Regions from separate parts of the Homo sapiens genome. Here region 2 is linked to region 1. A link is a loop called in an ENCODE intact Hi-C map of the cell type or tissue named here. Cell type or tissue: endothelial cell of umbilical vein. All regions are shown on one strand.

Region 1 (4,000 bases):
TCAGGGCAGGCACGGTGGCTCACGCTTATAATCCCAGCACTTGGGGAGGCCAAGGCAGGTGGATGGCTTGAGCTCAGGAGTTCAAGACCAGCCTCGACAATGTGGCGAAACCCCATCTGAACAAAAAATACAAAAATTAGCTGGGCACGGTGGTGTGTGCCTATAGTCCCAGCTGCTCAGGAGACTGAGGTGGGAGGATGGCTTGAGCCCAGAAGGCAGAGGTTGCAGTGAGCCAAGATCGTGCTACTGCTCTCCAACCTGGGCGATATAGCCAGACCTTGTCTCATAAAAAAAAAAAAAAAAAAAAAAAGAACAATTTTCAAATTGTACAGAGTAAAATAAACATTTCTGCAGAAATTAGAGAATGAGATAAATGAAACAACAAAAGTGTATCTGGGCTTTTAAAACAAGTTCAAGTCTGTAGGGCCAAATAAATAAAACCCAGAGTAATGACAGCACTTTCAGAACCAATACTTGTTAGTGATCTATGAGCAAAACATGACAAATAAGAAAAATACATGCCCCCTGATAGATATATGTATTATTTTTCATGGTTCTCCAATAGGAGAAGCAAGTAACTAGTAATAAATTTGCTGCCAGTGTCCTAGATGGCACAAGTCAGCAGATCCACGTTAGCCTGAATAAATCCCCCCGGGGTGGACTGAAGGTTTAGTCTCTGGCCTTCTGCTATTCAACTTGTTATCAGCAGCTTGAATGGAGATTTATTTATCAAAATTGTTGATTACTCTAAGCTGAAAATATAGTTAAAATACTAAAGGACAGAATAGAATTCAGAATAAAGTCTGGGACAAGGGCCAAAGCAGCAAAATTTAATTCAATAAAGTTGCATGAACAATATTCTTATTTAGATTTTTTTTCTTCATTGCACAGGCATAAGATGGAAGAGAATCAACATGCAGTGAAAAAGATTGGCAGTGTTAGGCAGACCCCACTACAATATGAGCAAACAGTATGGTGAAATTATTGTAAAAAATCAGTACGATTTTAGGTCCCATTAACAGAAAAATAGTGTCCAGAACAGGAGCAATCTAAACTCTGTGTCTCTGCACCGCTCAGAACACATCTGGAGAACCACGTCCAGTCCCAGAACTGTTCTTCAAGAAGGGAGATGGACAAGTCAGGATTCGAACCCTGAGTTCATTTGGAGGAAAGAGACCACAGTGACAGGGGTCAAGGTAAACACCGTAATGGGACAACACCCCAGCACATCCAAGGGTGGAAACCTGGGGTGCTTAGTCTAGGAGAAAGAAGATTCAAAAGGGTCTGGCGCAGTGGCTTACACCTGTACTCTAAGCATTTTGGGGGGCCAGTGCAGAGGGGGAATCACTTGAGGCCAGGAGTTCCAGACCAGGCTGGGCAAGTGAGACCCCATCTCTAAAATAAAAATCAAAAAACTAGCTGGGCATGGTGGCACGCACCTGTGGCCCAGCTACTTGGGAGGCTAAGGTGGGAGGATTGCTTGATCCTGGGAGGTCGACGCTGCAGTGAGCCATGATCATGCCACTGCACTGCAGCCTGGGTGACAGAGTGAGACCGTGTCTCCCAAGAAAAAAGAAAAAAGAGGAAAACCCAAAAGGAACTGTCTTCAAATATTTAAAGGGATGCAATTTATGAATAAAAGAAAAACTTACTTTATATTGCTCCCTGTGATACAACCAGGACCCATGAAGGGGTAGATTCAATTCAGAGAACTTTGAAAGAGAGCACAGTTTGAATATAAAGTAAAATTCTCTCAGTCCCTGCACTAGGGACATATGGTTCATAGTGGTATAGATGAACACTAATAATTATGTATTTAATGTCATTTTATAATTTTTCAGGTTTGATGTAAAGTTTTCCTTAGAAAAATTAATTTTAGAAAAATAAATTGTATTTAAATACTCATTTGTTAGTATGAGTATTAAAATGTTAAGCAAATAAACGATATACAGATATGGCAAAATCACAGAGGTGGTACTCCTTCAATGACTGCAGTGAAGGAAACACTGCTGCAGATTGTGCTATTTCATCTTCAGTATTTTTAAACTTCTGTTCCAGGATCTATCTCCTGCCAAGGAAATGCCTGTCGCATAGTTTTGAATGACTCAAGTATTTATTAATAGAAAGGAAGAGGAAGATAAGAAAAGTAAGACAAAGAAGGGAAAAGGGATGAATGACTCGGTACTCCAAGCACATCAGTTCAGCTTGTTTACCTGTAGAGTTCACATCATAGTGACATTAAACCAGGAGGAATTCAGAGCACCAGTGCCAAAAATAATTAGAAAAGGACCCAGAGGGGTTAAAAATAAGGTCAGGAAGTAGCAGAATGAAACAACTGAGAAAATAGAAACAAATATGTCTACTGACAAATAATTTGACACACAAATATCCAGTGGGTTGGAAAAACCTAGACATCCCAGAAAAGACCTGCTGGCGATGCTAGTCTTGCTAGAACCTCAAGAGAAAGATAAAAGTAGCAAAGACAGCCCAGGTAGCTCTGAAGCATACCCCAACCCCGTTCCTTAACCTCTGAGTGTGTGCCGCTCCCACCCACCACCAGCCCAATGCAGCAGCATTCTGTCCACAAGATGTTTCAAATGTAGGGTCTCAATACTATTTCAAATTAGTCATGAAGACCAAAATGTTCATCGTCTCATGTTTGAACTTTCAACGCCCTCCCATCCTAGTAGGCAATATGACCCACACACTGTCAAGGTCATTTTCAGGTAAACATCATCCTTTATCTCTATCGCCAGCAGCTGCCCGCAGGGTCTACAGAGCATCTTTAGCACCCACCCCCTTCCTTCCATCATGCTGGCCAAGGCTACCTTCACTAAGACTCTTCGCCTATCATCTGGACCTGCTGCTCTGCAGACCTCCCGTGGCCCCTTCCAGATAACTTCAGTACACACAGAAAAGCCTTTTGGTGGTGTTCTCCATGCCTTCCCCTTTCTGGGCGCTTATACAGTGATTTCTTATAAAACAAAATGCCTCCTCACGAATGAAACCCCTTGTATTAGTCTGTTCTCATGCTGCTAATAAAGACATACCTGAGGCTGGGTAATTTATAAAGGAAAGAGATTTAATGGACTCACAGTTCCACATGGCTAGGGAGTCCTCACAATCATGGCAGAAGGTGAATGAGGAGCAAAGGCATGTCTTACATGGCAGCAGGCAAAAGCTTGTGCTGAAGAACTCCCATTTATAAAACCATCAGATCTCGTGAGACTTATTCACTACCACAAGAACAGTATAGGGGTAACTACCCCCATGATTTAGTTATCTCCATCTGGCCCCACCCTTCATATGTGGGGATTATTACAATTCAAGGTGAGATTTGGGTGGGGACACAGCCAAACCATATGACCCCTCCACCAGAGTACTACAGCCATCTCACCTACAATGTTTTCTTCTAAATAAATTTATTCACCTATTACACAGAAACAGTTTCATGAAGTTGAAATAATTTTGGTTATGAAGTCGAAAGTTCAAAACTCTATTCTTCATTGTTCCATTCACTAATTCTGTGATCTTGGCTGAGTTAACTGCTCCCTATTTCAAAGAATTACTGTGAAGAAGGTAATGTGTCTACTAAAGAAGATTGTGTGCAGTATAAAGCTCTCTAAAAACATAAGTCACTGGCCAGGCATGGTGGCTCATGCCTGTAATCCCAGCACTTTGTGAGGCCGAGGCGGGCAGCTCACGAGATCAGGAGTTCATGACCAGCCTGACTAATATGGTGAAACCCCATCACTACTAAAAATACAAAAATTAGCCGGGCATTTTGGCGCGTGCCTGTAGTCCCAGCTACTCGGGAGGCTGAGGCCGGAGAATCACTCAAACCCAAGAGATGGAGGTTGCAGTGAGCCGAGGTTGCACCACTGCACTCCAGTCTAGCCGACAGAGTGAGATTCTGTCTCAAAAAATAATAATAATAAATAAAAAAATAAGTCATTTATTTAGCACTCAGTTATTTACTGCCTTGTAATCCTTCCGTTTC
Region 2 (4,000 bases), 350 kb before region 1:
TGAAATATCATCTCTACTAAAAATAAAAAAAAATTTAAAAAACTCTTTTAAAAAACCATTTTGCCATCCTCTATCTCTCTCTCCTCCACTATGATTCCTGCCTTCGAATGTAGTTGTATTGCTTGGAGCTTTAGCAAACATCTTACAATTGCAAGGAATTAAATAAAAGAATGAAATGTTAACAGCTTAAGGAAGGTAGAGCAGCAGGAACAGAAGAGCTCAGTCCTTGGTGCCATTCTTGAACTACTGAACCGGTCTTAGAATGCCCACCCCCAGCATGTTCATTACTTGAGATAATTCAACACATCTATTACCTACATCAATGATTGGCAAACTATGGTATGTGGGCCAAGTCCAATAACTAAGAATTACTTTTTTTTAAAAAAAGGTTGTTAAAAAGAAACAAAGCAAGAAGAATGTATGACAGAATATATATATGTCCTACAAAGCCTAAAATATTTACTATGTGACTCTTTACAGAAAAAGCTTGCCAGTCTCCAACCTGAACCACTAATAGAGGATGTCTTGCAGGTTTGCAGCCCAAAGCATTCCTAATACAAGTACTAATATCTTCATTTTAAAATTACAGAAACTGAAGCTTCACTTGGCCAATAGTAGGCTCAATTAGACAATGCAAATACAAATTTGTCATTATTACATTATTTATTTATTTTCTTTGTGAGACAGAATCTCGTATATCACAGCTCACTTCAGCCCAAACTTCCCAGGCTCAGGCGATCCACCCACCTCAGCCTCCAGAGCAGCTGGGGACTATAGGCACATGCCGCCATGCCTGGTTAATTTTTTTGTTTGTTTGTTTGCTTGCTTATTTTGTAGAGATAGAGTTTCACTATGTTGTCCAGGCTGGTCTCAAACTCCTGGGCTCAAGCGATCTGCCCGCCTTGGCCTCCCAAAGTGCTGAGATTACAGGCATGAGCCACTGGGCCTGGACCATTATTTTAATTCATTGTAAAGTTAAGCCAAATTGAGGCATCGTAAAAACATTCAACAAACTTTTCTGTCCCGTAGGGCTTCAAATAATATTTCTATTCTAGGCTTGATTTTTTTTTTTTAATTATACTTTAAGTTTTAGGGTACATGTGCACATTGTGCAGGTTAGTTACATATGTATACATGTGCCATGCTGGTGCGCTGCACCCACTAACTCATCATCTAGCATTAGGTATATCTCCCAATGCTATCCCTCCCCCCTCCCCCCTCCCCACCACAGTCCCCAGAGTGTGATATTCCCCTTCCTGTGTCCATGTGATCTCATTGTTCAATTCCCACCTATGAGTGAGAATATGCGGTGTTTGGTTTTTTGTTCTTGCGATAGTTTACTGAGAATGATGATTTCCAATTTCATCCATGTCCCTACAAACGACATGAACTCATCATTTTTTATGGCTGCACAGTATTCCATGGTGTATATGTGCCACATTTTCTTCATCCAGTCTATCATTGTTGGACATTTGGGTTGGTTCCAAGTCTTTGCTATTGTGAATAATGCCGCAATAAACATACGTGTGCATGTGTCTTTATAGCAGCATGATTTATAGTCATTTGGGTATATACCCAGTAATGGGATGGCTGGGTCAAATGGTATTTCTAGTTCTAGATCCCTGAGGAATCGCCACACTGACTTCCACAATGGTTGAACTAGTTTACAGTCCCACCAACAGTGTAAAAGTGTTCCTATTTCTCCACATCCTCTCCAGCACCTGTTGTTTCCTGACTTTTTAATGATTGCCATTCTAACTGGTGTGAGATGATATCTCATAGTGGTTTTGATTTGCATTTCTCTGATGGCCAGTGATGATGAGCATTTTGTCATGTGTTTTTTGGCTGCATAAATGTCTTCTTTTGAGAAGTGTCTGTTCATATCCTTCGCCCACTTTTTGATGGGGTTGTTTGTTTTTTTCTTGTAAATTTGTTTGAGTTCATTGTAGATTCTGGATATTAGCCCTTTGTCAGATGAGTAGGTTGCGAAAATTTTCTCCCATGTTGTAGGTTGCCTGTTCACTCTGATGATAGTTTCTTCTAGGCTTGATTTTATAAATCAAAATAGACAAAGCCTCCTGATGAAACACAATGTATTCAGTAGATAATTTCAAAAGGGGCCAGACTGTCCCAACACTACCTAGAGCACTGAGGCATTTCCTGCACTAGGAAATCAAACCTAGAGACTCCAATGAGGAAAAGACATTACAGAAAAACATTACGTAAACATACTCATTGATGTGATAAATTACCTCTTCTACATGCTGAAATAGTTCTTGTACTTCCTGCTGACTCACTCAGAGGGAATTCTCAGTGTAAAATATTCAAAGCTTTCCTCCTTTAACTCTATGCCCCAGGTTAATACTAGCATTCTCAGTGGGGCTAACATGTTCTGTACTACCTTAGTAAAGGGTTTAAATATTGACCAACTGATGTATACTGAGAAAGTCAGGTCCAGAAGATGACACACAGAGCCCATTGCAGAAAGCCCATGAGTGTTGTACAAGTCACAATCAACCACCCCGCAACATCTAACCATGGAGCTAGGATTGAACATTGAATCACTAGCAGGGCCTGACTTTTCTCAGTTGATCCAACCAGCATTTATTTGCTTTATATCCCAATGCCTATCCCAGTGCCTGACACATGGTAGGTGGTCAGTAAGAAATGCGAGCCCTCAATCTACACCCGGTACTGGTTGTGCTTCAGTGTTGGGTTGGTTTGTCGGCAGAGTTTGACCAGGTTCATCCATGTCTCCCAAGCAGCACATTTGTCCACTGGCTCGGCCACTGGAGAAGACATTTGTTCACACTGCAGGGCCCTGAAAAGACAGACTGGGGGGCTGCTGGAGCTTTGCAGAAGGGGTGTCACTGTGACAGTGGGAACTTTATGCTCCTTTGTGGCCTATGACTTGGGGTTGTGTGTTCCGGATTGGTCTGGGGCTTGATAAGGGGTTTTGCCTTTTCTACCTTCTGGCTCAACAACCAGACACACATGGCCACTGCAGCCACTTTCAGCACGAAGACCACGGCAGCCAAGGGTATGATGACCATCAGAGGGTAACTGCTCTCTCTGGGCTGTGTGGGTGCCCAAAAGCTGACTATTAGTGGTGGCTGGTGGCCAAATGACCTTGATGGCAGAAACTCTGCCATCCACACTGGGCTCTTCACCACTGTGCTGTCCCCAGGGATCTGCTTTCTGCCATCTGGTCTGGGTCAGTTTCCCTAAAGTTTCTGTCTGTGCCACAAGTCTTGAGGAAATCATAGGCTTTTCCTGAGAGAGAACTGGGGTTACAAGGTTGTCTCCAGTGACAAATAAAGGAACACCTGGTGTAAATGTTTGGAAAAGTGAGGGGTCAGGCGGCACTATGGTGAAGGGGAGATAACATATCACTGGCTGTACATGATCTGGCCTGAGCAAGAAAGTGAAGAAGTCATTCAGCATCCCCACGCCTGTGGGTGGAATACCAGCCACCCTTGGTCAATGCCCCTCTGAGTGAATACAGTAGCCTCTTCTATCACTGTGCTGTAGAACCCCTCTTCATCCCAGCCTTCTATGTACAGGGGGCTCTGTCACTTCAAATTTGGGATCACTGTCAGTCATATTAGCAAGCTCGATAGTATCGGGCGAAATTCATCCCAAATATTTCACATAGGTTCTTTTCTATTTTCCCTAAGTGTCGGCCAGTCTGAGAAATAAAGGGACACAGTACAAAAGAGAGAAATTTTAAAGCTGGGTATCCAGAGGAGACATCACATGTCAGCAGGTTCCATGATGCCCCCGAGCCATAAAACCAGCAAGTTTTTATTAGTGATTTTCAAAAGGGGAGGGAGTGTACAAATAGGGTGTGGGTCACAGAGATCACACGCTTCACAAGGTAATAAGATATCACAAGGTAAATGGAGGCAGGGCAAGATCACAGGACCACAGGACCAGGGCAATATTAAAATTGCTAATGAAGTTTCGGCCACGCATTGTCATTGATAACATCTTATCAGGA

The links. A loop is a pair of places that touch in the nucleus more often than their neighbours do. Peaks named below come from ENCODE experiments on the same cell type or tissue, not always from the same donor. Only the 100,000 strongest peaks of a DNase experiment are listed, where the experiment ranks them.
Region 2: a loop joins it to region 1, with 15 times the contacts of the local background. A loop is called at or near these places in 1 of 110 quality-filtered maps.

The regions. Positions count from the first base shown.
Region 1 is chr5:55,152,954-55,156,953 of GRCh38, forward strand. All of the region lies in intron 2 of CDC20B (cell division cycle 20B), which reads right to left. Among named protein-coding and RNA genes, the nearest start is that of GPX8, 5.2 kb to the right of the region's middle. In endothelial cell of umbilical vein, no CTCF peak of the experiment used is centred here; a DNase peak (open chromatin) is centred at 2,168; H3K27ac peaks cover 2,714 bases.
Region 2 is chr5:54,805,372-54,809,371 of GRCh38, forward strand. No RefSeq gene overlaps it. Among named protein-coding and RNA genes, the nearest start is that of LINC02998, 63 kb to the left of the region's middle. In endothelial cell of umbilical vein, no CTCF peak of the experiment used is centred here; a DNase peak (open chromatin) is centred at 2,230; H3K27ac peaks cover 1,501 bases.